Linked DNA regions of Mus musculus: regions 1, 2, 3, 4 and 5 are each linked to region 6. The links are chromatin loops, found by intact Hi-C in ENCODE. Cell type or tissue: left cerebral cortex. All regions are shown on one strand.

Region 1 (5,000 bases), 430 kb before region 6:
CACACACACACACACGCACAGGCACACGCACACGCACATGCACACGCACACGCACACGCACACGCACACGCACACACACACACAGGATTCACTTAGATCACCAAGCCCAAGCTCAGCAGAGACTCTCCAAGATCAGAGGTACAGAAGCCATAAGAATGACATTACAGCTAACAGGTAACCAGGTAAATTTGACTGAGAAGGAATTTCTGAATGAAGGATGCAGGCCTGTTGGGATGCCAACAGAAGAAGATAGGATGGAGTAACATTAAGGGATGGCAGGCAAAAGCAAATAAAGAAATGTTGTCAGCCAAACAAGCAAACCAGGGCAGAAAAGTTACCACTGAGCTCACAGGTGATGAAAGCATAAGTTAGTGTTGAGTGCAGATATCTCTTTGACCTAACTCTGCTTTCCTTTAACTGAACAAAGCACTGATTCTTTAGTGTGGGATGGGAGGTCTCATGGGAAGTTTCTGTCTTAGACTCAGCTAGTTTTGTGTGTCAACTTGACACAGGCTGGAGTTATCACAGAGAAAGGAGCTTCAGTTGGGAAAATGCCTCCATGAGACCCAGCTGTAAGGCATTTTTTCAATTAGTGATCAAGGGGAAAGGCCCCTTGTGGGTGGGACCATCTCTGGGCTGGGATTCTTGGGTTCTATTAGAGAGCAGGCTGAGCAAGCCAGGGGAAGCAAGCCAGTAAAGAACATCCCTCCATGGCCTCTGCATCAGGTCCTGCTTCCTGACCTGCTTGAGTTCCAGTCCTGACTTCCTTGGTGATGAACAGCAGTATGGAAGTGTAAGCCGAATAAACCCTTTCCTCCCCAACTTCTTGGTCATGATGCTTTGTCTAGGAATCGAAATCCAGACTAAGGCAACCCTTATAGCTGGCTGCAATGAAAAGTACACATCTGGCCACAGGCTGGCTGAGCAGGAGCTGAACACCCAACAGACACTGTGTATGCAGGATTCTCTCATCTCTGATCCCAGTCTAATGTTGGTGCTCTAGGATAACAAACACATACTCCTACGGCAGATCCATGTTCTGGGGACTCAAAGGCCTGTCTTCACACGTGTGCTATATGCCCTTTATCCATTCCCCAGTCTTTGGTCTGACATTTTCTAACAGTCCACTATGGGCTTTGTCACAAACACTCTGTGTCTCAGACAGAGTGGAAGCTCTCATGGCCACTTGAAGCCTAGACTCAGAGTGAGTGAGTACCGCAGTATGCTTCTGTTGCCTGTAGTGGGTTAAGAAAACAGATGATATTCAAGAACTGGAAAGCAGATTCCATCTCTGGAGAGGGATATTCAAAGTCCAGTTATAGAGGTGTAGAAATAAGGGTGAAATAATGTTGTGATCAAAGATGCATAAAGGAGAAGCAGGGACCAAAGTATAAGTAGAAATGTCGCCAATTATATATAAGTAGAAAGAAGTGGAAATGACTTGTAAAGAATAGAAGCAATATTGCATGATTTGGGAGGGTGGCATGCCACATGCCTCCGTGTGCAGAGAGAACTGGAGGTCTATGTAAAGGAGAATCATGATGAGATTTCAAGGATCTTTGTTCAAAATTTTAGAATTTAACATTCTCAAGTACATTTCTTTTCCCACTTGGGTAAAAAAAAAAAAAAAAAACAAAGCCAGCAGCAAGAGCAGGCTCCTAGCATGATGTTAAAATGCTTTGAAATCTTGGAACAATGAGAAATCCAGGGGAAAGAGTCAAAGAATCATGCCATTTAACTCTTGCTACTACACAAGCAAGGGCACCAGCATTATACTCATCCTCATCTTCCACTACTCTGTAGGCTCTCAAAGCCTTTACTTTGGAATAGTTGTCATGAGACGAAGCATCTCATTCTCCTGGGTTACATCTCTAAACCGGTGCTTAAGACCACCCACACTTATTGTCTGCCAGCCTCTCTACAGGGTCACCCACTTCACTATCAGAATCACCTGCACAAAGGAGGAGATCACTGGTAACATATGATAAAGAAACAACGTTGGCACTCAGCTGTGAAGACTTCTTACAAGAAAAAGTAGTGAACTACACTCTTGAAGCTAAAGAAACCCCTAAGATATGCAAATGTTTTGTTGTAGATGGCGAGGACGGTGCACCTGTTATCCCCCTGCATTCTATCAAGGGGACACATTGTCTGCATAATTTATTCCTTACTTTCTCGGGATCTGGAGTGTCAGGGAATGCGACGGAAATTGGTGAAGCAGTTAACACACACAGTGTCTCCCTCCACCTCTGCTGGAATCAGTAGCAGTGGCAATTGCTTAGGCATCTCTCCCCTGGAACTGTGGCGCAGTGAGGCTCATCTGAGACTGTGTGTGTTCCCGGGGTATCGTTTATCCGGACAAACTCAAGCTGTCATCTCAGCAGTGGAACATTTTGCTTGTGTGAAATGTGTGCAGCTGTCAGGGGAAACTTGATCAGTACTGCAAACTGAGAAACTGGCTAGATGTGTCTGTCAGGATGCTCAGCTCCTACCTTCCGAGCCTCTGGGCAACTGTCTACTTTTCATTGCTGCCAGCCAGGCTGACTGAGGCTGAGAGATGGAGGCACTAATGCTGAGCACCCCCTGCTTCTCTATGATGACTTTGGAAAGCTTCCCAGCTTGTGCATCTGCCTTGGCTTCACAGCTTGTACTTCAGAGAATGAAGCTTTCAAGAGAGACACTGCAAACAACCACATCTATTCACAGAGGGAGAGTGACATTTCTTCTTTCTTTGAGGGACAAGTGCCTGCCTCGTTACTTTCTGCCCCTGACATTGTAGCTGCTGGTGAATGTGTGGAGACAGGAAGTGCTTACTTGGCACAGAGGTCCTGTGACTAGTGCTATTGTCCAGCTGGTGTGTCTAAAGGATGCTACTTTTGACAGTGGGGTGGGAAGGCTTCGGGGGTGGGGGAGGGGGGGAGAGGGAGATAGCTATGAATGCAGTCGAGGTAGGCTCTTATCTGTCCTGTTCAATCCATTGTACCTCTGGTTTTTTGTTTTTTGGTTTTTTTTTTTTTTGTTTGTTTTTTCTTTTACCTTTGACTTTGGTTTTCTGAATACTATAAAATGTCAATGAGCTTTACTTGGTTATAGCTGAGGAAATTAAAATCTAATGCTTTATTTTTTCTTAGGGAATAGACAGGAGGCGAGTCAATCATGTGAGTTAAGGATCAAAACACACATTTACAATCACATAAATAAAATATTCAAGTTCGAAAGATTTAAGAAAGAGATTCTGATAGGGTAGAGGAATTCTCTAGGTGTGTGATTTAGAGTGGCATCGCTAACAGGATTTTCTGAATATTCTTTCAGATGTGCTCTTCTGACACACAGTTGGGTGAAAAGTCCTAAAGGGTCCACTTTTATAAAGCGGAGTCACTTGGGATCAAGCATGTCCCCACTGAAACCTGGATTGTCAGGATTCTATGCCTGCTTTAAACGACAATGCACACAAGCAATGTTCACTGGCAGATTCTTTAAACCAGAAGGCAAGGAGCAGGGAGAGAGGAGAACTCAGATTGATGAATGGAAAAAGGAGGAAGTGACTGTGTTCTGGGCAGAGGAGCAAAGGGCCAGTTGACTGAATGCAAAATAGCAGACTCCTTAAAGGGACGGTGCACTGCCCTTGAAGGTCTTTACTATAGCAGCAAGTTTGGAGATGCAACAATTTCTATATAGCTTGTCATTCACGCTCATAAAAGGATTGATGCTGGCTTCACAGAGCTCGATTAAGTTCAAGGTGGACTATTATATAGGATACCTGGCCCCTCCCACATTCTCTCGTTTTTTTCTTCCCACAGGATGGATGGTTCTCTTTCAGCCTCTCCAAGACACCCTGAGTTCCTTTGCTCTCCTGTCTCTCTCACCATCTGATGTTCTGTATCTTTTGGGAACTCTCCCACCAAGAAACCAATCACCAGATGCAGCCTGACACTGGATGAGAACCGTAAGCCAAAGTAAATGCTTTCCCTTTCTAGTTAACCAGTGTGGGAAATCACATCATTAAAAATGAAAAGCAGACTAAGCTGGCTGAGAAAGAGCATTTGCAAACCCTATCAAGTTATCCAAATAACTTCAAACACAGGTTTCTAGAAAGAAATGAATTATAATTTCTTTGAAAACTTATTTTCCTCACATATAACAGATATAACAACACATTAAAAACTATGAGAGACTGTGCAAACAGCAGAAATTTGAACCCAGTTGCAGCCGTTATTTTATGTAACATGAATACAAATTTAAAATAACGTAAGTCCTTTGTCGATAGGTTTAAAACTAAGTTTAAAAAAGATATTTTTAATGATATCCATTTTAACAGGGAAAAAACTATCCCTTAACAGAGACTAGGACAATGGATGAAAATCTTTGAATGTTTATTCTTTATTTTACAAAATAGCACACAAAGGGTCCTCCTCCCTTCCTCTCTTCCTCTCCCCATCTTTATCTCTCCATTTTCCCCTCTTCTCCCCACACTATTTCCCTCTCTCCCTTCCCCTTCCCTCTCTGTGTACAGTAGAAGGCACACTTCTTTATGCCTTCATGTGTATGCACTTTTACTAATTGGTCATTGAAATTTTCACATTTGTTATATTTAAAGGTAATTTCGAGTAAGTGCTCAGTGGATATTTTAAGAGAATACACACAAATGAATGAGTTTGAATCATTATTGAATGTTATATTTTAGGGTGTATCAAATTAGCAAACACCTATCAGGAAATAAACACTGTGTACTTAAAATGCATTCATCTCAATTCAAAATTAACTTTAAGTTTAACAAATGTGAAAATTTCTATACCCGATTAGTAAAAGGACACACACATGAAGGCATCAAGGAGCCTGCCTTCTAATTCTCTACTGCTTTAAAACATAGATATTATCATATCTATTTTTACAGATGGAGAAATTGAAGCTTATAGAAACTAGCTCGGCATACCTGTCTAGTGTTTTGCTTCAGGACCAGTTTTGCCCTTGATTATCGCATGATGGGATAGATGGACTGT
Region 2 (5,000 bases), 670 kb before region 6:
GCCAGACACATTCTTGATTCCTGGAATAATGTTATTTCTGACTATCATGGAGTCATTATCCATGGCAGGAAGAACATTCCACAAAAAGGAATATGAAGTAAAATATATACATTATTATGCACACAAGCTTTATGCTGACAGCAGCCATCAGCACAGGAAGAGACCCATGTCCTGCTAGCTCAGCTCCAGGGGTGGAAACCATGTCACACCATCCCTTCCACTGCCAAAAGCCATACAATGTTCAACATGATCAATTGGTCTTTATTTTTGTCTTGAAGTAGACCAGTGCTTTTAGATTACACTACTGTACTTTAGTCTTTGATTAGTGTAGATAGGGACAAAATATTCAGGATTTTTATATTGTCATGTTTCTTCTGCTATTGTAACAATCACCAGAAACAAATCAGCAGGCAAAGAGAGAAAGGTCACTTTGGCTCACAGTTGTGGAACTCAAGATGCCTCATTACTTTTGTGTTAGTGTAGTAAAGCAAACAAACTGTCATGATAGAGAGCAGGCGGTGAGGCAAAAAGCCAGTAGCTTGTAGTTAAACAAAAGGAAAGAAAGAAGGGTTAGAGCCATATTATGTTTACCTAGGGAACAATTACAGTGACCTAAAACCTGACACACCATCCCCACTCTGCCATTCTGCCTCCACACACATTAGGCTCCATCTCCTAGCAGCTACCATCTTCCTATGGCGTACCAGCTGCAGACCGAGCCTTTAATCTACTGACTTTAGAGGACATTTAAGATCCATACCATAGTGTCACTAAAACAATTTTCTCAGTTTTAATAAAGTTACAGAACCACATTAATACTATGAACTTAATGCATACATTTCCCATGCAATGTGCCCCTCCCTTTCCTTTTGTCTGATGGTGATGAGCTCAGGTGAAGAGTGGCAGTCACTACAAAGGTAATCCACTCCCTGTCCCTGGAGATGGAATCCCAGCCTGGGTGACTCAGGTCAGATATTTAACACTCTTTTACATCTGGGAAATCATGCTGGTGATAAGGGGTTATTGCTCCCCGAGTAGGCTGGGTGGAGGGTAGTTTGTGTGACTTGACTCAGAGACAGTGAAGAAGTTAGGAAAGTAGTTATCCTGGGAGTAACATGGTGACAGACAAGGGGGAAGGAAGAAATCACTTACCATAAGAATGAACTCAGTATGATTCAGTGCACTAGGTCCTGGTGCCAACTTTTAGACATTTCTTTCCTGGGCTGTATTTAGCATGTTACACTGTCATCATCAAACCATGGTCTAATTAATTAGTTATAAGGCTTTTTTTTCCCCGTGGAGAACAAAATTATAGCCTGGTTTCTGCTTTGGAAGTGGTAGCCTAGGGTGAATGACAGAGGTAAGAACTGAATAGATCATTGGATGAGAAGCCAGCTTAGCCACAACCAGTGGCAAATTGGTTGAGTTGGTTTGTAGTCCTTCAAGTCTTCTGGGACTTCTTGGAAAGTGGACTGTTTTCTTCCAGTCACAATAGCCAGTGATTTTCCTTGCTCGTGAAACAGAAGTGTAAACTCTTGCAATCTGAAGAATGCAGGAACACTCAGGATGCACACTTGTCCAAGTTTCTTTTACAAACACATAGGATAGGGGAAGCATTGCTCTTTGAGATGCCCGGGAGCACAGGTCTTGAATTTTGAAATATTTATATTTGCATAGTGAAATTAGGGATGCACTCTAAGACTAAACACAGAATCCAGTGATTTCTATGCCCCTGAAAGTAATCTTATAATATGCATAAGATATTACTTATTTTACCAATTTTATGTGAGTCAAAGTTTCATGACCTGGAATTCTGGATCTGTGGCATCATGCAGTGCTAAAAAAGTTTTCAACCTTGGACTTGGGGATTCAGGATGCTGAGCATTTATTATGAGGAGAAGCATTGAAAATAGCATTCACCTTCTATTTCAATGTACACTTTTATTCATGGTTGAAAATAATAGTTAATTACATATAACTTGTAAACTTATTCAGAATCAGTGTTTAGAGAAAGACATATGAATTAAATGACATATTCTAATGACTGTAGAATATAATATACAGGTAGAAGCACAAAATGTAAAAAGCAAAATTGTGAAAACAAGTCCTGTTACCTGTATGTGTAAGAAAAACAAGACTCATTTTCCTACAGGCTACCAATATTATACCGGGCAGTTCTTGACAGAGTTCAGGTATTTTCATTTACTTCACCTGGTAGCTCAAGAAATGATAGAAAAAGACACTAATATACAAAGAAATTACGTCACAGTGTTATGTGATAGTAGAAACTCGTATTAATACAAAATATCACTTGAGGTTTATACATAGAATTCTAGTGCCAAGTTTGAGAGACATCTTGGTTAGCAAGCAATCTGAGAATTATTAGATACAGATTTTCTTAAACAAATACTTTTGCTGGTAAATTGTTGGTGGTTTAAAAGCAACTAGAATTGGGTAGAAGTTGCTACAACCTGTCATTTTAACAGCAGGCACGGAGCAAAATGCTCTGCTGTTTCCACTCCTCTCCATAAGATGGCAGAGTTGGTGTTACAAAGAAAAGAGCAAACTCACTGTTAGTCTTGGGAACAGTAGAAGACTTAGGGTCATTCTTAGCATTTCACTATTGCTATCTTCATTCTACAATAGTACTAATAGTACCCAGTTTGTCAGAAATAGCAGCAAAGGAGCAGCTATGCGTGGACCTCCACGTATAGCAGTGTTTCCTGGAGACCCCCTCTCTGAGCACTGCTATTTCTTTCCAGACAGTTATGACTCTGCAGGGTCTCTTCCACACCCAGTCACTCCAGGACCCACGGTGGTACTCTCAGATCATCACAGAGTTAACTAGAGTTTATCTGCGTGTGGCTGAAGCAAGCATAATTATTTAGACTGGCAGGGGCTGCAGAATGGCCTACCTTAATGAGAGGGGTGCGACAGGCTGGCACTGGCTATGTGATCCGGTAACTGGTTCTTAGATCTGTCAATCCAGTCCTAAGTGATAGGGCACCATTTTCAAGTATGGCACACACATGCTCAGAGAGACATGTTGCTTAGATCTCAGTGTCTTGAGCATCACAGAATGAATGAAGAGTGGTGTCACAGAGACTGAGCTCTGCAAAGGAAGACGTTTGCCCAAAGCTATGAAGATTTCTATAATCAACTTCTCAAAGAAAAATGGGACATTTGATTAGTTTTCATTGCCCCTCTACCCCCTGGGATGGGGAGGGGTGCTTTCAAAACCAGATTCTTGCCAAGTGTTTGTTTAAAGCATCCCAAGGCAGCAAAGGAAGGTCGCATTTGGGCTGACCATTTTCCTTACTCACCAAAGATCAGAATCTGTGGGGAAGGACATTGTCCACACCTTCTTCCAGGGTCCAGATGTTCTAGAATGGTATTTTCTTGAGGCTTTGCAGATTAATATATCTCCCCAGGGATAACATGTATGCTCCCCGTGGAAGATTCTTTTATTTTGCTTTATTTCTCTAATAATTGGACAGTGCCTCTCACCCATGAGATTCTCTGCAGGCATGCTTTGAAAGAAAGGCCGTTACCACTGCTTGCCACCACATGGTGTCAGTTAAAAGAGTTCATAGAACCTTGTGTCCCTCGGTGTATGCTGGTGGATTAAAAGAAAAAAACCTGCCAAGTATGGCAGTGACTTGCAATAAAAGCTCCCTAGCAGTAGCCGATCCTAGATGGTCATCTTTCTACATGAAAGGGCAAATCTGACTGACTCAGAAATGATAAACTTGCCTGAGTGAGCAGCTGTCAATTACTGATAGACTAAAAACAGTACAGGAAACAAAACGGGCAAATGTAAGCCCGAACTCTTGAATCGGAAGAGAGCGTGGCAGACCAATGTGGCATGCTTTGGAGGAACCCTTACCTGTTCTGTGAAATGCTGTTCTACTAAAAGAGACAATTTGGTAACTACAAGGTAAAGGGAAATTTATCACAGGGGATAATTCTCAGAAACGCGTATTAGGGACTTAAATCCTTTGAAAATCAAATCCTCCTCTCGCCTGGATAGTTTCTCACCATGCTGAGGCTCCTATGTGGGGCATGCATGGGGAGATAACTGGAGTATAATTACACAGTGTTCTTTATCAAGTGTCTTTAGTGTTAGAGATGCTAAGGATCACAGGCCACCGGACACTCTGGAAATATCATGCTACAGAAAGCAATGCCATATTTAAGAAGCACAGACAATGGAAATCTGTGTGATCATCAGAAAAAAAGAAATTACCAGCAGCCAGAAGTAGTGTATCTTATTCAGATGTGGGGCTCTGAACTGCCACATGTCAGATGCACGTGACAGAAAAGCAATAATGGTTATAATTGTAAGACAGGTCAAAGAGAACTAGAGTACCTCCTCTATTCACACAGACATGATTTTAGCTAACATCTGGCTTTATGTTAGTAGGAGTAAGACAGTTTAGTAAAGGTATGCACTACTTCCTGTAGACTGTTACAGGGGTTTTCACATCACATGTGTCCATATGCCAGGGATTCAGCTTCTTATATTGGTTTCCTCCGTGTGCTCTTTCAGAGGTCGCGTGTTTAAACGCTTGTCAGCATTTCTGCATATTCTCTGCATAGTTTCCTGCTCCTTAATCTGTTGGGTGCTTGGAAACTACTTTATTAACAAAATCCAAGCTGTGTTTTAATTAAGACTAATAAATACTAGGCTGGAGAGCTTCCCTCTGTGGAGAACTTAGGGATTTCAAAATGTGGAATATAAAAAAACCTACCCAAGAATGGCAGAAACCATTTTGTCTGTCTTTGGCTCCTTGGTTCTGCTGTGTGTGCAGGAGGTTGCTAGGCAGCAGGGCTCTTGTCATATGTAAGAAGTCTCAGAAAACAAAAAAAAAAACCCAAAAAACAAAAAACAAAACAAAACAAAAAAACCCAAAAAACCAAAAGCCAAAAAACCAAGAAAACCAAAAACATACAAAGTCAGAAATTTGTCATTGTTTCCAGCCCAAGGGATCTCTCTGGGA
Region 3 (5,000 bases), 440 kb after region 6:
TACATACTCCAGTGCCTGAACATACAAAGACAAAAAGGACTTACACTGCCCCAGTGTAGGGGAATGCCAGGATGGGGAAGCAGGAGTGAGTGGGTTGGTGAGAAGAGGGAGGTGGAATGGGATAGGGGGGTTTTGGAGGGGAAACCAGGAAAAAGGATAACATTTGAAATGTAAATAAAGAAAATACCTAATAAAAAAGAAAAGTAAAGAAAAAAAAGGACAAAAACAACAACAAAAGTTCATGTGACAAACTCTGCTGATAACACCCTTACCTGATCAAATTAGATTTGTGAGATGGTATGGTATGTAAGTCCCTATGTTAACTTTAACACCTGGCTTTCCTCCATTGTCATTATAAAAACAGTTATTGAATGAAATATACAGAACTAACTGTGAACACATTTAGCTATCCCTCATAGGAAATGGGTAGTATCAACACAGAATAAAAAATTATTATCACTTACCTTAGACTTCTGGTTACAGTATCCTACAGACAATTTATCTTATGTATAAATATTCTCATTTTCTGCAACAGTATGATGCTCTGTGGGCTGATATGATAAAACATAATATGAGAGAAGTGAGAATAAAATCTGTATTGTAATTAATTCCAATAAGGTATTTAATTTTTCTCTTGGTGAGTTATGAAGCATCTATTTATCATAATGAGTTACAATTATTTACTCAGTGAGTTCCTTTGTCTAAATGCACCAATACTTGAACAAGAAGAGATGACTTTTCTCCATTAATTATCTTATAAAAGATACCCAAATCATTTTCATTTAACATTTTGTATTTTCCATAATGTGGTTTTATGCTTACAATAGGGAGCACAGATGTGATTAAGCTCTTCTTGTAACGGTGCTTTGTAAACTTGCTGCTAGAACTTTGTACTGTATTTCCAAATAACTGTTACTAATATATTATGTTCAGGAAGGTTAAAAAAAATGACAGCCAAATTGCCTGATGAAAAGAAAAGAGTGAGAACGAGGTTGCTTGATAAGATCATTTGCTGCACAGACATGAGCCCATGAGTTAAACCCTTCAGCACTCACATAAAATGCCTGGTCAAGTCACACGCACTCCTGTAACTATAGGGCTAGGTAGGGCGCATGGGAACAGAAACAGAAGGATCTCTGAGGTTTATGAGCTGCTGTCCTAGATTCACCAAGAGACCGCACCTTAAAGGAATAAAGTAGAGAGTGATAGAGAAAGGGACCCAAAGTCTTCCTTTGGGTTTCTCATGTGCACATATAGGGGACACACACACAAGGATGCACATGCACAAACACACACAATATACACACAAGTAATAGACACCATAGAATAAAAAGGAAGTCATAAAAAGGTTACAATCAGTCATTAACCTAATCCTATGCATATGGCTTCACAAATAGACTCCCTAGTTCAAAGTCACACTTGCAGTTGAAGAAATAAATCAACTATCAATACAATTACTGGACCTACAGACTGTTCAGGACAAACTAAAGACTTTCTTACAGAAATATTCTTTTGTGTCTGCACAACACTGATGGACACACAGTATACCTGGGAAGTACTTTTCTTGTGATAAAGTCAAATAAGTACTCATAGAATCTCAGACTTGTGTATGATACTGGAGGATTATAGCATAGGCCTGTTTGAGCTCCCCCATTGTTCTAAGGGTTCCCTACTTCATCAAGTGAAAATATCTGATGACTTGCGGGATTGGATGGATGAAGGTCCTTCATGTACTTTCACCACAGAGAGGGAATCATCCGCAGGCAGAATGCCCTGTCTGTGCCCTCAGCTTCTCACCTTCCACATGGTAACGATTTATTGCTTCATGTTGAATCTATACAACTCAATAGAAACCTGTTTCTAGAGCTCCTAGTCAGCAACAAAGATGGCTGTATAGTTTAACTCTGATCCCTGAGGCTAGAATCCTAAAGCACTTGAATGTCCTCTGGCTTTGTTTCACAATGCTCAGTGCTTGAAGGAACTGATGATTTCAGAGTGCCTCCTGCTCTGAGAAGGGGGAGAAGGGCATCTAAATCCCAGATTCATTTTGAGTGTGCTGTTTCAGATTAGCTAGATCATTTTTATTTCTTTTGCAAATATGTATGAGATAGTTTTATTTAAAAGTAAATTTGCATATATTATACAAAGACACCCATAATGGGTTATATACTTAAATGTAGAGTTGTAAAACTATAAACCTTTTAACAAAAAAAAAAAGATATAGGAAAAATTGTAATTAGTGATAAGCTAAAGTTATCTGCCACAGATACAACCCTCGACTCACCAGCTCTCTCCTATGCAGATGAGAGCATGCATTGCCCAGCTCTACCTAAAGGTCTTCAATAAGCACAGGTATTTGTGCTCACAAAGACTAGAGTGCATGGGGTCCTAGCCCGACATGGCAGAAAGTGCTTCAGGTTATCTGTCTAGTGGAGCCAAAATGTGTCCCAGGATTCTAAGCATCTCAGGTACCTTTCACTTCAACTACAGCAACCAGAGCTTACTCACCTCAGCTAAAATCTGTCCAAATTTCTGGGACAATTTGGCAATTGAAACAGGCTGCGCTACTGAAATCAGGTAAGATCAACAGAAAACAGGAGTCTTTGGAGTTGAGAAAGCAATAGAGTAGAAGCAGGCTAGAGCCCACACAAACACACACACACCTCGGTGCCTACGGAGGGCCTTCCCTTCCTAGGATTTTCTCCCATGCACTCTTTTAAGCTCTCGGATTTCATGAAAAATGCCACTTTAAGTGTTAGCAGGCTGGCCTCCATAGTCTTTTCTTGGGCTGCTTCTTCAGGACCCAGCCCTTTCAACCTTCAGGGAGACCCAGCTTGTCACATGTGTTCGGCCCACATTCAGGAAGAAAGATAACAGACATTTGCCAGGAGGAAGGTCCCGGCTCAGTTCAGTCTACAGGACAGGAGGAGCTAGGGTTCCCAGGACAGAATTCTAGAACTGTGTTATTGTGAAAGCTTCCGGGCTGAAAGCCTTGGCCAGCAACATCCTGACACCTAGTGGAGGTCAGTGGTACCTGTAGTGTGAAAGACAAAGTCCCAAGGCTGTAACAGCTGTCCTGGTCTTAGAAGAATCAGTGGGCATCCACTTCTATGTGTGCTAGGCCCCGGCATAGTCTCACAAGAGACAGCTACATCTGGGTCCTTTCAGTAAGATCTTGCTAGTGTATGCAATGGTGTCAGCATTTGGAAGCTGATTATGGGGTGGATCCCTGGATATGGCAGTCTCTACATGGTCCATCCTTTCATCTCAGCTCCATACGGATGCTCACAGTCAGCTAATGGATGGATCACAGGGCTTCCAATGGAGGAGCTAGAGAAAGTACCCAAGGAGCTAAAGGGATCTTCAACCCTATAGGTGGAACAACATTATGAACTAACCAGTACCCCTGAGCTCTTGACTCTAGCTGCATATGTATCAAAAGATGGCCTAGTCGGCCATCACTGGAAAGAGAGGCCCATTGGACACGCAGACTTTGTGTGCCCCGGTACAGGGGAACGCCAGGGCCAAAGGGGGGGAGTGGGTGGGTAGGGGAGTGGGGGTGGGTGGGTAAGGGGGACTTTTGGTATAGCATTGGAAATGTAAATGAGCTAAATACCTAATAAAAAATGGGAAAAAAAAAAAGATGACAAGAAAAAAAAAAAAGAAGAATCAGTGGGAGTAAGCATTGTGATTTCTTGTGCCTCTGATTATAGGAACAATCTGGTAATTAAAAAGCAAAAACACTCAACCCTTCTCAGTAGTACAATAAATATATGTTCACCTGTCTCAAATAATATTTATTTTTAACACATATGGCCAGGCAAATACGAGTAATGTAGTTTTTTATAATTAATTAAAGTTCTGTAAAAATATGTTTTTTGAAAAGAAAACCTCAACCCTACTCAAAGAACTATAGGTTATTAAGGAAAGTTGGGAGTGGAAGTGCTTTTCTTTCTTAGAAAAGAGCATAGCAGTTGGTTCGGCAATGCCAAACTCTCAGTCCTGAAAACATACATATAAGTAACATTATAGGGACTGAATAGTTCTATTTAACAATATATATATTTATATTCAGACAATAACCATTAGTAAAACTTGGGTCATGAATTTGAAGAATTGGATGGAAGGATATATAGGAGAGTTTGGAAGGAGGAAAGGGGAAAGAGAAATATTGTAATTACAGTATAACCTCAAGGTGCATGCCTTTAATCCCAGTACTTTGGAGACAGAGGCAGATGGATCTCTGAGTTCGAGGCCAGTGTGGTCTACAAAGTGAGTTCTAGAACAGCCAAGGCTACACAGAGAAACCCTGTCTTGAAAAAATCAAAACAAAAAAATCAAAAGTAAAATAAAATAAATAAAAAATGGTATGCCTGTGTAAAGTGTTCCTATCTAAGGCTTGTTGTCATGTGCACATGTGATGGTCACTTCTCAAGTTCTAACCACTCCTAACCATTATTAGGAAGGTCAGAAACGTGCTGGGACAGTCCTTCATTCTGTTAGTTCAGATGTCCAGGCACAGGATGGTGGCCAACTCTGCCCTTGCAAACACTACCTAGCCAAGGAATTCTGGGATAACAGTAGGACCACATGCTTCCTAAAGGACTCCTGGTCCCTGGACAGAACCTATTTTCTAAGGACAATGGTCACAAGTGTGACTGGAAAATGCATCAAAAGCATTATGATCCGTGATGAATGACCACTCTCCTATTGGGTATGGAGATGTAGCCCCTACCTCTGCAGCTCAGGTGAGCCTAGATTGCCAGCCCCAACTCATTCAGTCACTGGAGGACTTTAACATCTAGTAAACATCCAAATATGAGAGTAACTATAATTCCTCATTAATTGTGGGTCTGACGGGAGCTTCACTGTATATGTCAATAGCCTTGTTCTTGATGTGCAAGAGTGACCAGTATGTCTGTAAGGTGGGTTCTTCCTGGAACACTTTTGCTACCCATGAGAGCTAGTCAGCTTTGGGAACACTAAGGACTAACCTTTCC
Region 4 (5,000 bases), 590 kb after region 6:
AACACATCGCAAGCACAGTTTTCCTTCCCTCCTCTTCTTCCAGCCTCCCCTCGCACCTTCTCTCTCCCCCAAATCCACTCTTCCTCATTTTTCTTCAGAAAAGGGCAGGCCCACCAGTAATATCAATAAAACATGGCAAATCAAGTTATAATAAGACTAGGCATACCCCTACATATTAAGGCTGGACAAGGCAACCCAGTAGAAGGAAAATGGTCCCCAAAGCAGGCAGAAGACTCAGAGACAGCCCTCAATCCCCCTGTTAGTAGCCTCTCAAGAATACCAAGCTACAGAACCATAATATAGGCCATACAGGTTCTCTGATTGTCACGTCAGTCTCTGTGACCGCTGGTGAGCCCTGGTTAGTTGGTTCTGTGGATTTTTTGTAATATCCTTGATGCCTCTAGCTCTTACAATTCTTCTGCCCCCTACTCCACAGAATTCCCTTGAGCTCCACTTATTGTTTGGCTCTGAATCTCTGCATCTGCTCCAATCACTTGCTGGATTACTCTGATAACAATTATGCTAGGATCTGGTCAACAAGTATAACAGAATGTCATCAGAAATAACTTCATTCATTATTTTTTTCCCGTCATGTTTTAGTTTTTGGTTCTGTTCTATGTCTCTGTGCTATCCAGACTCTGGTTCCTGGCCATCCAAACAGTATGAGGCATGAGCTCCCTCTCATGGCATGGGTCTCAAGTTGGACCAGTCATTGGTTAGCAATCCCCACAAGTTCTGCACAACCTTTACCACAGCACATCTTGCAAGCAGAACAAACTGTAGGTTGAAGATTTCTCAACCATAAATGTAGTACCTACATCACCCTCTCTAAGGCTCAGGAAACATCTTGAGGGAAGTAGAGAAAATATGAGAACTGGAAAGAAGGAGAAAAGTACAGTAGAATGCTGTCTTAACAAAGCCACCGTACTCACGAACTCAGCAGCTGTGGTTACCTGCACAACATGCACCAGATTGAATCCATCCACACTCTTCCCAGGAGGGCAGAGGGGGATCATAAGGCCCCATTCTCCCTCAGGATCTAGAGTCAATTAAGGAAGACATATTTTTCTTTAATGATATAACCAAGGCAGAGAACTCATGCCCCTGTAAATAATCTCTCACATATCCTCATGTGATAACTGTAGTTTAGCTCATTGATCACAAAAAAGAAAAAGGAGGAGTAGGGGAGAGGAGGAGGAGAAGGAGAAAGAAGGAGAAGGAGAAAGAAATTGAAGATAAAGGAGAAGAAAGGAGAAGGAAGGAGAGGGAGAGGGAGAAGGAGGAGGAGGAGGAGAAGGAGAAGGAGAAGGAGAAGGAGAAGGAGAAGGAGAAGGAGAAGGAGAAGGAGAAGAAGAAGAAGAAGAAGAAGAAGAAGAAGAAGAAGAAGAAGAAGAAGAAGAAGAAGAAGAAGAAGAAGAAGAAGAAGAAGGAGAAGAAGAAGAAGAAGAAGAAAGAAAGAAAGAAAGAAAGAAAGAAAGAAAGAAAGAAAGAAAGAAAGAAAGAAAGAGAAAAAGAAGAAGAAAAAGAAAAAGAAAAAGAAAAAAGAGCAGGGGGAGGAGGGGAAGGAGGAAGAGGAAAAAGAATAGTATATTTGAAAATCTAAGAAGAAATAATTGGGATGAGGAAGTAGATCAGCAAGAGTCAAACTGGGACCAAAGAAAGTAATGAGGGTTGAATATGATCAAATACACTCAGTACATGTATTAAACTGTCTCAGTGAAACCCCTTATCATACATAAGTAATGGATTCAAAAAGTACAACTAAAAATTGACTTCCCTCAAAAATATTTGCATTGCATGTTGTTATTACAAAAAAAAAAAATTGGCATGCATTGTAAAGAGTATACTTCTTATAATTTTAGATCTTAAACTTTGGGGAACTATTTCTCTTCATGAAAAATATTTGAACATATAGTTTTTAAAAAGTGAAATTAAAATAAGCTTATAAAAATATATCAAAACACCCAGAGTTCTGAGTTGTTCTTACAGTGGGACAATGGTCACACAACGTTGGGATTCTTTGAAACTACAGCCTTTCCTTGCCTGACCCCTAGTGTTCAAAGCAAGTAAGTGCAGGCCTGAACGTAACAAAGGAAAGCATGGGAGATGTTTCCAATTCAGCTTCCACTTTAGCCAATTTTTTTGTTGAAATTTTTGGATATATTAATTATGTATGATAAGTGGTTTCATTGTGACAGTTTTCAAAGTCAGGAAGCACCCACTGGTCTCATGGGCCACGTTCCATTCTCCCTTCACTGGTGTAAAGTGATGTCCACGTGTGCGGAATGGTAACCTTTTCTTTTCAGATGCTTCCACAACCGGTTCCTGAGTCACTCTCATCACCAGGAAAACCACCCACACTCACTATGGCCACGTAACGGAATGTATTAGCCAGGGTTCTCTAGAGTCACAGAACTTATGGAGTGTCTCTCTATACTGAGGGAATTTATTGTGATGACCTATAGTCTGTAGTCCAACTAACCCAACAATAGTCAACTGTGAATGTGATGTCCAAGAATCTAGTAGTTGTTCAGTCCCACAAGGCTAGTTGTTTCAGCTGGTCTTCGGTAGAAGTACGTTCCAACAGATGTGCTGACAAGTAAATGCAAGCCGGTGAAGGAGAATGAATCTTCCTTCTTCCAATGTCCTTATGTAGGTCTCCATCAGAAGGTGTGGCCCAGATTAAAGGTGTGTACCACCATGCCTGGATCTGGGACTTGCTTTGTCCCTGGTTGACCTTGAACTCAGAGATCTACTTGCCTCTGTCTCCTAGAGTTAAAAGCATGCACTGCCTTGCCTGGGCCTAAGTTTTTCATGGCCACTGTGTCTCAAGATCTCCATGCCAAGATCCATATCAGAAACTTGTGTCTTCCAGCCTCAAGATCTGGATCACAGATGAGACCTCCAATTCTTGATTGTAGTTCATTCCAGATAGAGTCAAGTTGACAACCAGAAATAAATAGCCATTATGTGGAATGAATAAAGATGGATATTTTTTTCCTACTCTGAGGCTGCTAAAATAATTTAAAAAAAAAAAGCAAATTGACAGAAAAAGCTGGCAAGCAAAGAGAAACAGGAAGTGGTGAAGGTCCTAATAGTCCCACTGCTGAGGCCTAACTTCCTTCCGTTAGGTTTTCTGCCAATACCACCCTTCAGCAATAGGCCAACCCTTCATCAGTTGAACTTTGGAGAACACTCCAGACTCAAACTAAAGCAAAGTTACTCAAGCAAAGTGCAAGACTGGGACAGAAAGGCACAGAGTTCCATGGCTTCCACTGAGTCCTATAGTTCACTTTTCCACTTCCCTGGAAGGGAACTGAAGCAATCACTGAGTAATTGCTGGCTCCCAGCACAGGTGCACGGCTTGCCTTTCAGAGTCAGAAATGCACAGGATTCAGTGGTGTGCATCTCACCATTTCTCTGTGGAGAATTTTTTGTAGTCAGAAGCCCTCTGAGAGTTTAAATGGAACAACATACCAGGTGAAATTAGCAAATGTTGGGTTTCAGAGCAAAAAAAAAAAAAAAAAAAAAACCAGGAGAAGAAAAGGACTTCAACACAGAGCTTCTGAGGCGGCGCCATCTTCAGCTCCAGACAGCCGGCCACCTTCCTGGTGAGAGCACGGGGGTCTGCCTGGCCTGAGAGGTTTGTGTCACAGGCGCCGGCAGGAGCCTTCTTGGCTCCGGGACTCCGCGGAGGGCAGGCTGCACGGGTGACCGTGTGGAATACAGAGGCCAGCCGTTTCTGGTACGGGCGAGAGTCGCAGAGCTTCTGGGGCGGCGCCATCTTCGGCTCCAGAAAACCGGCCACCTTCCTGGCCAAAGCAACACAGCTTCTGGGAAAGATCCTGTTTTGGGCCTTCACCTTCAGCCAGGAGGAGGTCCAAACACCAGATAACTGTACACCTTCCCCGAAAGAGGAGAGCTTGCCTGCAGAGACTGCTCTGACCACTGAAACTCAGAGGAGAGAGGTTGTCTCCCACACCTGCTGATTGAGGGTAACAAAATCAACAGAGGAACAATCTCTTAACAAAGACAACTATAACAACTAACTCCAGAGATTGCCAGATGGCTAAAGGTAAACGTAAGAATCCTACTAACAGAAACCAGGACCACTCTCCATCATCAGAACCCAGAACGCCCACTTCGCCCAGTCCAGGTGACCCTAACACACCTGAAAAGGTAGACCAGGATTTAAAAGCATATCTCATGATGATGGTAGAGGACATAAAGAAGGAATTCAATAACTCACTTAAAGAGATACAGGAGAACACTGCTAAAGAGTTACAAGCCCTTAAAGAAAAACAGGAAAACACTGCTAAAGAGTTACAAGTCCTTAAAGAAAAACAGGAAAACACAACCAAACAGGTAGAAGTCCTTATAGAAAAACAGGAAAACACATCCAAACAGGTGATGGAAATGAACAAAACCATACTAGACCTAAAAAGGGAAGTAGACACAATAAAGAAAACCCAAAGTGAGGCAACGCTAGAGATAGAAACCCTAGGAAAGAAATCTGGAACCATAGATTTGAGCATCAGCAACAGAATACAAGAGATGGAAGAGAGAATCTCAGGTGCAGAAGACTCCATAGAGAACATCGGCACAACAATCAAAGAAAATGGAAAATGCAAAAAGATCCTAACTAAAAATATCCAGGAAATCCAGGACACAATGAGAAGACCAAACCTACGGATAATAGGAGTGGATGAGAATGAAGATTTTCAACTCAAAGGACCAGCAAACATCTTCAACAAAATTATTGAAGAAAACTTCCCAAATCTAAAGAAAGAGATGCCCATGAACATACAAGAAGCCTACAGAACTCCAAATAGACTGGACCAGAAAAGAAATTCCTCCCGACACATAATAATCAGAACATCAAATGCACTAAATAAAGATAGAATACTAAAAGCAGTAAGGGAAAAAGGTCAAGTAACATATAAAGGCAAGCCTATCAGAATTACACCAGATTTTTCACCAGAGACTATGAAATCCAGAAG
Region 5 (5,000 bases), 650 kb before region 6:
AAGTCATTCATTCAAAAGAAGGCTGTGCCTGGAGCCAGGTTGGTCATGAGTGCAAAGACTTGGTGCCAAGACATGGCCTTTGTGTTATTCTTCTACACCCTGCCACAACCCTGGTCTCCTCAAATGGGAGTTTGATGGCACCACCTTTCAGGTTCCAAGAGCTCCCTGTCATTTAGAATCTAGGTTTATTCTGTAGGAGAGAACTCAGTGGGAGTACCAGCTAAAGGACAGGATACAGCCTAGTACATGAACTTCGAGGCATTAGGGCAGAGGGGATTGCATTAAATTCTGATAGCAGACTCATGAAATCTATGCATATAAGAGGGAGAAGAGGGAACAGAGAGACTTCCACAAGCATACAAAACTTTGTACCAATTTCAGTGGTTTATGGATGCCTTAGAGATATGTGAGCTGCACTGGACTGACTCTGGAGCAAACAGTGGACAGACAGAACTGTGATGAAGGGAAGACTCAATTTTTGTGTGTGTACAAAAGGACCAGAATGGCTTTTCACATGAGAACTAAGGCAGAGACAGGAAAACAATGTGGTGAGACAAATACCTGCCTTATACGGTGAGCAGACAGTTCATCAGCGATGCAGTTAAACCTTAGCAGTGAGAATCAACATGGATTTTATCCATCTACTTGGCCACTTTACAATGGCCAGGTATTTGGTCAAAACCAGTTTACATCAGCAGACTAAGTCAAGCACACTGCAATTTCTAATGTGGTATTTGTTGGGGATCAATGGCATCATGGAGACCAATGGAAAAGGGGACCAAGGAAGGTTCCTAAAGGGTCAGACATGTTCTGTATTTTGGTTGAAGCACTGCTCATTAAGTTTGTGCACTTCTCATTGTACCCTTAAAAACCTATGCATTTCACCATATCTATATTTCATTTGAATCTAAAAGGCCCCAGAATTGCAATACTTTTTCCAAGATGGACCTATTCTCCCCCTTAGAAAATTAGATTTTCCACTTAATTTTCTTGATTATTGGGATGAATGGGGAAAAAGAAAGAAAAACTGATGTAACTCAGGCATAAATATTTTTGTTACAGATCTCTATAGAGAATTCTATAGCATTTGAATGCCCCCTTTGAATATTCAAAACGTTCCTGACTACAGATTTATGGCTGTGATTTCTGTCCCACAGCCCTTGAGCTGTATGTATAGGTCTGACATCAGTGGTGAGAGTGAAACTAAGAGCAGAAAATACGAAGCTCACAGCCAGCCAACTCCCTGCCTAGGAAGGGTTCCACACATCATTCTGGGTTTGTACTCAGTCATAATATAAACACGCACATACATGTGTGTCTTGGAACATTGCAAGGACAAGAGATACACGGATCTGCACATTTATATCGGACTATTTAGAGATTGTGCACTCTTTAGAGATTCAGAACAAAGGGCTTCATGTTTTGTCTGTGTCTGGTGCTGTTTAAACAGTGATCTTTGCTAGGTTGGAAAGTTAGATCCAGTCTTTGTGCAGTCTGCCACAGGTCTACCCTTGTGTCTGATGCCCAAAGGCAATGTCTGTGTATACAAAACCATTAGCTTAGCAGGGTTCAGGGTCCAGTAACCTGGATGTCACAGCTCAATAACACAGACAATCCTCTTAGAAATGACTTGGAGAAGATTTTCATAGATTTTTTTTTTTCATTTTGCATGCCTCAAGTTAAATTAAAAACAATTTAAAACCATTTTTTTTACAATTTACAAGTGCTTATATAAGAAGATGACTTTAAAAACAAAACAAAACAAAACAAAACAAAAAAAACAAACCCACCCAAGCACCCAGAACGCATCTAGCAAACAACGCTAATGTTACACAGGCTGAGACCAAAGACCTCGCAGCTCCGTGTTCGCTGGTCTGGTCGGCAGGGGGCGCAGTCCTGCTGTCTAGGAGGAAGGTGACGCTGTAGGATCCCCAGAGCTAGAGGCCAATGGTGCTTTGTTCCCTAACTCAAGTCCAGGAGCCGCATTTCAGAGTCAATGTCATTACTTATTTCGACCTGAAAAAGAAAATATAAATTGCTTTAAAAAACTCCAGTGCTGATAAATGAAAAGCCTGTCTCTTTCTCCAGGCTTTTTGAAATGCAAAGCAATTTAGGGTGGGCCTGCTTCTCTTGGACCCAGGAGCTAGGAAGGTTAAAGGCTCAGCTCTTCTGCTTTCCAGATCAGTTTGTGGCAGTCCAGATAGGGAGACAGCTGACAGCCACAGGACTATGGGATGAGGTGGACTCACTGTCTCGGAAGGGAAGGCACTATATATCCCCAATTTACTAGCCATACTCCCGTAGCCTCTTCATGATACCGGTCTTGGTCTGAGAAAAATCGTGGACCTGGCTCCCTCACCAATATCCTATCCTGGGATATATAGCATTACATATTCATTTGCCTTGGTCACTGTGCCTAAATATTTGGTGGGGAAAGAGAAAGAAAGCAAAACAAAACAACACATCCCACCACTCCACCAGGAGGGAAAAAACAAACAAACAAAAAAGCTCTTCTTGGCAGTGTCTTTCAGATGAGATTAACATTCAGTCCATGGAGTAGGTAAAGTTTATCTTTCTCCACAGTGTGGGTGGACGTTGTGGGATCATTCGAAAGCCTCACCACACAGTGAGGTTTTCTGAGTCACAGGGGGCTCTCCTGTCAGGTCATTTGTAACATTGACTTAGTCCTGTTCTTCAATCTGCTAGCCTCAACTGCAGATTGAAGACTTTCCAGGCTCAATTACTGCATAGGCCAGTTTCTTAACATCTCTACCAACTCTTTCTTCTTTCCCCCTCTATCCTTTACCCCCATACCTCCTGTTTCAGTTCCTGCTTCTGTGTCTCCAGCAGCACCCCCCTATCCCAAAACCACCAATGTAAAGTTTGCTTGTCTGGCCAATCCCAAAGCACTACAACCCTCCTGTGTGAATCATTCCGGTCTCCACATTTTGAACAGAGTGTTCCCACAACTTCTTTTGTAGCCTTTGGAATGCTTAGATGTGAACGGTGTGTCTGTGCTCAAAGTCAAAGTCAGCTTCAGCACCATACCTGCATAGCCAGGTAGAGTGTGTTAGCTCTCTCCATCTCTCTCTGCGAAGCTTTAGCTGGTCTAAACCTTAACACTCATTTGACAGCCCAGGGGAAACTGGCCTCTGTACACTTGTACTAGTGCTTAGCTTGCCATGTCTCATTCTGCTACAAGAACTCAGGTGAGCTCTATACTTCCCTATGTGCGGCTAGTGGCCACTCAAGACACTTTCTACCCTGCTCATCGAAGTCATAAGAGTTTTTCCCTCCCAAAATAATTGTAGTGGCTATTCCTGGTTGTCAACTTGACTATATCTGGAATGGACTTCAATCCAGAATTGGAAGGCTCACCATGACCCTAATCTGGAGGCTGGGAGATAGAAGTTTCTGATCTGGATCTTGGTATGGAGATCTTGAGGCACAGTGGCTATGGATTCCAGAAGATTAAGACAGGGAGATCCCTGAGTTCAAGGTTATCTGGGATTAAAGGTGTGGTGGCACACACCTTTAATCTGGGCTACACCTTCGGATGGAGATATATAAAGGCATTTGAAGAAGGAAGGCTCTCTCTCTCTCTCCTTCGCCTGCTTGCCATTTGGGACTGAGCAACATCTTGGCCTTCCCTTCACACAGCTGCTGCTAACCATTGTTGGAGTGTTTGACTACAGACTGTAAATCATCAATAAGTTCCTTTACTATATAGAGACTACCCATAAGTTCTGTGACTCTAGAGAACCCTGACTAACACAATAATCCTAAGCACCTGACAAGGAAAGCTGTTTCACACTACTTTCACTGTCTAGACGTTTCTCTCCCACTCGTGTAGCTCAGTGACTTCATTGCTTGGGATGCACTTTTCAGTCATAATTTGAAATAGTTAAAAAAATCTCTGGCTTCTTACTTTTCCCTTTCTTGTGTCTCTCTTCTCTCCACAAATTGTGTTTCCTCCTGCACAACCTAGGAGGCCCTTGGCCATCTGGAGTCTTGCTGCAGCGTTGATTCTGTGCTTCTGTTTCTTTGGAGTCTGAGTGGCAAGCTCCTAAGTCTAATCCTTGCACTCTGCATTTTAACTGTGATTTCCATGGGGACATAAAGAGATGTGATTATAAAAATAGGAATTTATGACTTCATACAGTCTTAAGTTAGCAGGAAGAGTGTAGGTTCTAAAGATCACGTCTCTGTGAACACATGAAGCTGGTTTCAATGAAGCTTGTTTGAGTGAAGTAGATTAAAGCAGGAGCCTTACTGTATCTAATATATGGGAGCCAAGGATACTACTGGATAGCAGTTTCACAGTGGAACAGACCTGATCCAAGGAATTACCTGGCCCAAAAAAGTGTGTGTAGAGGCCAGGATTACCTGTCTGACTATAAGAATATGCCTGCTTGTCTGCTTACTTTTACTTAGTCTCCACCACCTCAGTTCTTAATAATATTTAATACATTTCATACCTGCATTGCTCCAATTACCCAGAAATATTCATTATAGTAGATTTGTTTAAATGATAATCCACATTACATTAGACCATTATGTCTCCTCAATCTATTTTAATTATTAAGATTTTCCCATAATTAATTTTTTTCTAATTAATTATGGACATCAAGATTTGGTTCATGTTACTAAATAGAGTAGTTCAAGGTCAGGCTTGACTTTACAGACAGGCATCTGGTTGGTGTCCATATCTGGTTGGTGGTGGTATACATGCATTTTTTTATGTGGCATAGAAATAGTTATAAATGAGCAATAGGTCTAGGTATTGATTTTGGATCCTTAAACTCATGACTCTCCTCACTTTCTTGCTTTTAAATAGGTGCATGAATAAAGTTTATTAATGGCTAGATTAACCCAGCCTCCAAAGGCAGAGAAAAAGCAGATGGCAAGACAATGATGCTAATTCAATGTGTTCCTGGTAATCTTGCAATAATTTTTCTTTCTACTTGTTTTCTAAGTTTCTTGGTGTTATGTCTGGTGTG
Region 6 (5,000 bases):
TCTATGCTCCTGTCTTTATTTTTTACACTTTCTCTTTAATCTGGTCTGGCAGAGTTGAGGCATAAGCACATAAGTTTGCATGGAGAAAAGGCAATAATGGAAAATAGTTACAGTAGCAGAAAGAAGATAGAGGACAGACTTGCAAATCAGAGTTCATCAGTATTAGTCACCTAAAAAATGGCAAGTTCGTGCCTTCTTCCTTTGGAGAGAGTAAAGCTCATGAGCAAAGGACTCAGATCACTGATCTCTTGGCTGTCTCGAATTAGGTCTCCTGGGCTGTTTAGGTAGTGGTCTGCACATGACTCTGTTGTTACTAAGTGAATTCCTTGCACCAAGTCTGAGTAGCAAGTGGCATACCCTCTTCTTAGCAGCACTTGTTAAGGTTTCATAATCCTCATCTTCCAAGGATTCACACAGTAAACAAAACCAGGAAACTGGAAGAGGGGCTGCTGTTCTCAGTGGGAAGTGCACTAGGTCTCAGGAAACCTGGAGTCCTTTCCCTTAGCACGCTGGAGCAGATTTAAGCAGGCTCAGAGGGATTATTTCTTAAATGTGCATGATTTCGGTGAGCCAGTTATCAACCATAACCATTCTTGTAGACTCAATAATATAAAATTAAATAAATCATACTCAAAACAGAGGTGCTAAATATCTAATGTTCACTCCTTCATAATTATTTTTCTACATTCTTCTTTCTCTGTGCTTTTGAAGTTGTTTAAGCCTCTTATTTTAGTAAACATTTTTCAGTGATGCATACTAAAACTACAAGTATATAGCCTCTGCTTTGTCAAACGAAATTCAGAAACAATCTTTTAGGGCCTGTAAATTATTACACAGATCAGAAAAAGAAATCTGGTCACAGCAATGATGAATTCCAATTTTGTTTCAGTGTCTTCTTTCCCCTTAAATCAAATAAAAGCATCAAACAGTAGTCACATCAAAACTATAAAGACAAGAGCTTGTCAAACTCAACAAAACAAAAGAATTATTCCAGAAGTAATTTATAGTACGAATTATTGTGGTTTTTTTCAATGCAGTACTATTCTTTATAAGAACTATGCTATCATGCACTAATTTAATAATGTGGTAGAGAAGAATGCTGGCTAGTTTGTCTTGTCAACTCAACACAAGTTGGAGTCATTTCAGAAGAGAAAAACCTCAGATGGGTGAACACCCCTGCCAGCTTATCCTGCACATTCTCTTAGTTACTGATTGATGTGGGAAGGTCCAGCGCACTGTGAGGGGTGACACCTCTGGACTGGCTGCTCTGGACTTGAATAAGAAAGCAGGCTGAGAAAATCACAGGAGTAACCCAGTAAGCATCACTCCCACTCCCCAAGGTGTCTGATTCAGGCTCTGCTTTCAGATTCCTGTCTTGAGTTCCCACCCTCATGTTGATGACAGACTGTGTTATGGATTTGTGTGTTAGTGTCTTATCATAGAGGTAGAAACTCTTACCTAGACAACACATATACTTTCTTTTGGTTAGGATCCAGTTATGAAATTCGTATGATCGTGTCTCCACCTCTACCATACTACAACTTACTTTGGGGGGAAAAAAAAAACTCTATGAGTTCCTCATGGGCAAATTAGTGAAATTGGTGAATTGAATTATGATTGTGTGAAACCCTTACGTGCAATATGAATGTAACACTAAAGTATGCCTTTACAGGTCACACAATCCAGTGTGCCTTAGAGAAACAAGAGTTGACCGAATTTATTCCTTTTTTTTTTTAATTTAAAAGCCGAGTTCACTTTTTAAAAAAATCAGTATGTAAGCTTTCTTTTGAGGGTTTTCACCCCAGCTAAAGAAAAAAAATATCATGCTCATGTGTAAGTTTTAAATTATTGTTATTTCAAACACATTGTGGAATAGGCTATCCAATAGTCTTCCGGATTTATCTGTTTTGCGTGTATGATTACAGAAGAATAAGCACATATACAGTGAAGCTTTGGGGGGAAACTGGAAAAGTGAGAATGTTTAAAAACCTCCAGTGAACAAGGACTAACTACTGAGCCTCATTATTACTTCTTCCCGTTAATGAGCCCTGCTAGAGCTATCACCATTAGGTAAAGTTCTCTGAAAGCCTTGTCAAAATACACAACTTACACCTTTGTGGGTTCTGACAAAACAAACGCAATGCTTCAAAGAAAGGAAGTGCCGCGGGGAGCCTACAAGGTCTGCTCCCTGAACTAGGAGGGAAAAAAAAAAAAAAGACTATGAATCTCACTCACAAAAGTCTAGCACAGGAGATTGCAGCCTTGACTTCTGGTAACCACGAAACAGACCACAGAATCAATCCTAATGACAATAGGACCCAGAGTATTTGCATAGAATCAGAAAGGTCTTTTATCTTTGCACCCTGATTTCCAACTTCCTATTCCACTCACTCCCTGGGCAAGGGGCCAAGCCAAACAGAAGCCGGGTTCCCTTCTTTGCTCTGTTCACTCCCCAAAGACAGCTGTCAGTCCGTCGCATCCTGAGCACGCAGCATTTCAAGAAAATCAAAAGAGGAACTGAAAAGGCAGAGGCTGAACTTGTGGTTCCCAAGCACAACCACATGTTCCTGGAGTACTCCACTCCTCTACGATCGCCTTCCAGATACTGAAAGAGAGGTGAGATTGTAGCTCTCTCAGTAACTAGCTGCCCTCAAGCACCTTCTAACCAAACAAGAACCTATCTCCAGAAAACCGTCCCAATAAGAGCAAGCTCCAAACCCAGGCATAACTTAAGCAGAATTGCAGAGGATGCACACGCTAGGTGTCCAAGAGAGGGGCGGGGAAAATGCTCTCTCCTGGAACGCCACCCCAGCTGCCCCCGACCGCGTGGCGATGCCGGGTGGGGGCGCAGTGAACCCAAGCGCGTGGGACCAGAAGTGAGACCGCGCCCTCCTGCGGGCAAGAGCTACCAGGCGGGAGGCACAGATAACCTGGAAGGGACAGAGAGGGTGGGGGATCCCTCTGATGCGCTCTGCCGGCTCACCGGTCTTTAGCCGGGAGCTTCGGATCCAGGGACAGAGCCCTACAAGCCAGTCCGAAAAGCGGGCTGTTTCCAGACCCGGACGCACTGGGCACTTACCAGCTGCAGTGCGCAGAGACAGACCAGCGAGCAGCGCCCGGTGCAGCAGCCCATGGTGCGGCCAGCGTCCCAGCAGCGCCGCTTGAGAGAGATCTGGCAGCTCCGGCTGTATCCTGCGACTTCAGAGCAGCCCGCGCGGCTCTCTCCCCGACTGACCGGGCGCAGGCTCCGGACCCCGCGGCCGGCTTTCTGCTTTCGGACTGGGGCTCGCTGTCGCCTTTGTTAATCTGCGTGCAGGGCGGGCGGAGGTCAGCGCGGCGCGCCCGTGCAGTGCGTCTGCCAGGGGTCCCTACCTCCTAGCGCGAGGGTCGGCTTCTTGAGGAGGGGGAGCCGGGCGGAGGGCGGGGGATGGAAGAGGCTACAGCTGGTGAGTGGGTGAATGTCTTTTAGGGGAGGGGAGTATGCAGGAGGTGGGTGTCTGGAAAGTGCGGTGGGCTGTCTGGGTCGGTGTGTGAGAGTGTGTGCTCACGCGAGTGTGTGTGTGTGTGTGTGTGTGTGTGTGTGTGTGTGTGTGTGTGTGTGTGAGTTGGGAGGGGATGAATGAAAGAGAGCGCCTCTGGGGAGGATCGTCTTGTCTTGTTAGGAGTCTGGGGAGAGAGAAAGAGACTGTGGGAGGATGAGATTGAATGTGAATGAGCTTGAATCTGGGAGGCCCCCAGGGATTTGAAGCCTAGGCTCACGGAGCAATTGTGGAGTCATAAGCTGTAGGTTTTCTTTCTGGGTGTGAGGAGTGGGTGAAAGCTACTGCAAAACCTGGAGCTAGGTTTACCCACGCTGCCCTGGAGAGGTACATGTTCTGTTTGGTGTGTGGGGAGGAAGGACCAAGAGACTTGGAACTCAACGTGAAAGCACTCTACATAATGAATGGCCAAGGTAGGGCAGTGGACTGAGCCACTGGCATGGCGCTAAGAGGTGGTTCAATCAATAAGGGTCTCAACCCAAGACTCTGGGTCCCAGGTCAGCGGAGATGACATTTTTCGCACCAGGCGCCCCTGCTGGAATCTTCTAGGAAAAGTTGCCTAGGGTCACAGCAGAGCTTAATGTTCCCCCAAGAGCCCAGAGACTAGACACACTGCTCAAACTGACTTAAGGCTTTAATTTGGAGTGCCTTGGGAGTCTTCATAGAGACACTGACAAGGAAAAGACAGGGCCTTTTAATAATAATGAGATATTTCTAGAATAAACACAAATAAGAAGTTGGACAGAGAAAAAGTGAGAGGAGCCTAGAAGTAAAACCTAATTCTAGTTACTTAAGATACCAAACAAACTCTCCACGAATTCTAAAGAAACTGACTACCCTCACATGAACAGAGCAGAGCCCAGGAGTTCTGTAGCTAAATCACTCCTCAAGAATCAGGAATAAGTCGAAAAACCAAAAAAGAAAAAGAAAAAAAAAGAAAAGAAAAGAAAGAAAAAGAAAAAGAAAAAGAAAAGAAAAGAATCAAAAATAAACCCTTGACAAATTGAGTCCAAAGAGGAACAAGGCTGGAAACACGGTTTTTAACCTATTGCTGCTCTCCTGGTAGATTCTTGGTTTATAAGTTAAGAAAAAGTGAAGGCTAGGTCAAGTGTCTCTTGCCTCTTAGCACTCTGGAGGCGTAAGTAGGCTGATCTCTCTGAGTTCAAGGATACCCTGGTCTATAAAGAGAGAAAAGGCAAGAGTATGTATTTAACCCATTCAGACATTAGTTTTGGATTTTTGTTTCTCTTGCAATTTTATGTCCTGCTCTTTGTAATTCCTACAACATACATTTTATTTCTAATGTGGACAACATTGTTCCAAGGAAAAATCTACTCATGGCATCTCTGAAATTATAGTAAGTACAAAAGAGTAACTCAAATGGCTATTAAAAAAAGTCAAAAAACAATGTTTCTTGAAACTCCTGTTCATTCATGTGAGAAGGGGCAAGTGTAGTCAGAA

What was found. Peaks named below come from ENCODE experiments on the same cell type or tissue, not always from the same donor. Only the 100,000 strongest peaks of a DNase experiment are listed, where the experiment ranks them.
Region 1: a loop joins it to region 6, with 2.9 times the contacts of the local background. A loop is called at or near these places in 2 of 42 quality-filtered maps.
Region 2: a loop joins it to region 6, with 5 times the contacts of the local background. A loop is called at or near these places in 12 of 42 quality-filtered maps.
Region 3: it touches region 6 in a loop (3-fold over the local background); 3 of 42 quality-filtered maps call a loop at or near these places.
Region 4: a loop joins it to region 6, with 7 times the contacts of the local background. A loop is called at or near these places in 6 of 42 quality-filtered maps.
Region 5: it touches region 6 in a loop (7-fold over the local background); 12 of 42 quality-filtered maps call a loop at or near these places.

The regions. Positions count from the first base shown.
Region 1 is chr4:20,341,043-20,346,042 of GRCm38, forward strand. The region is part of intron 3 of Nkain3 (Na+/K+ transporting ATPase interacting 3); the gene reads right to left. Gm11872 (a long non-coding RNA gene) reads left to right here and starts at 1,876. Exons shown (of 3, transcript XR_003955373.1): 1 at 1,876-2,854; 2 at 3,801-3,946; 3 at 4,895-5,000. In left cerebral cortex, no CTCF peak of the experiment used is centred here; DNase peaks (open chromatin) are centred at 2,563, 3,648 and 3,819; H3K4me3 peaks cover 314 bases; H3K27ac peaks cover 492 bases.
Region 2 is chr4:20,109,161-20,114,160 of GRCm38, forward strand. It overlaps a transcript of Nkain3 not described here. Among named protein-coding and RNA genes, the nearest start is that of Ggh, 70 kb to the left of the region's middle. In left cerebral cortex, a CTCF peak has its summit at 2,525; a DNase peak (open chromatin) is centred at 2,525.
Region 3 is chr4:21,219,861-21,224,860 of GRCm38, forward strand. No RefSeq gene overlaps it. Among named protein-coding and RNA genes, the nearest start is that of Nkain3, 440 kb to the left of the region's middle. In left cerebral cortex, CTCF peaks have their summits at 3,014 (motif pointing left) and 3,609; a DNase peak (open chromatin) is centred at 2,999.
Region 4 is chr4:21,366,383-21,371,382 of GRCm38, forward strand. No RefSeq gene overlaps it. Among named protein-coding and RNA genes, the nearest start is that of Prdm13, 320 kb to the right of the region's middle. In left cerebral cortex, a CTCF peak has its summit at 2,061; a DNase peak (open chromatin) is centred at 2,067.
Region 5 is chr4:20,120,641-20,125,640 of GRCm38, forward strand. Nkain3 (Na+/K+ transporting ATPase interacting 3) reads right to left here. Exons shown (of 6, transcript NM_001290410.1): 6 at 1-2,016. The coding sequence ends at 2,003. Among named protein-coding and RNA genes, the nearest start is that of Ggh, 81 kb to the left of the region's middle. In left cerebral cortex, a CTCF peak has its summit at 1,884 (motif pointing right); DNase peaks (open chromatin) are centred at 1,894 and 4,053.
Region 6 is chr4:20,775,183-20,780,182 of GRCm38, forward strand. It overlaps Nkain3 (Na+/K+ transporting ATPase interacting 3), which reads right to left and starts at 3,486. Exons shown (of 6, transcript NM_001290410.1): 1 at 3,080-3,486. The coding sequence starts at 3,133. In left cerebral cortex, a CTCF peak has its summit at 2,888; DNase peaks (open chromatin) are centred at 1,316, 2,418, 2,899, 3,151 and 1 more place; H3K4me3 peaks cover 2,048 bases; H3K27ac peaks cover 919 bases.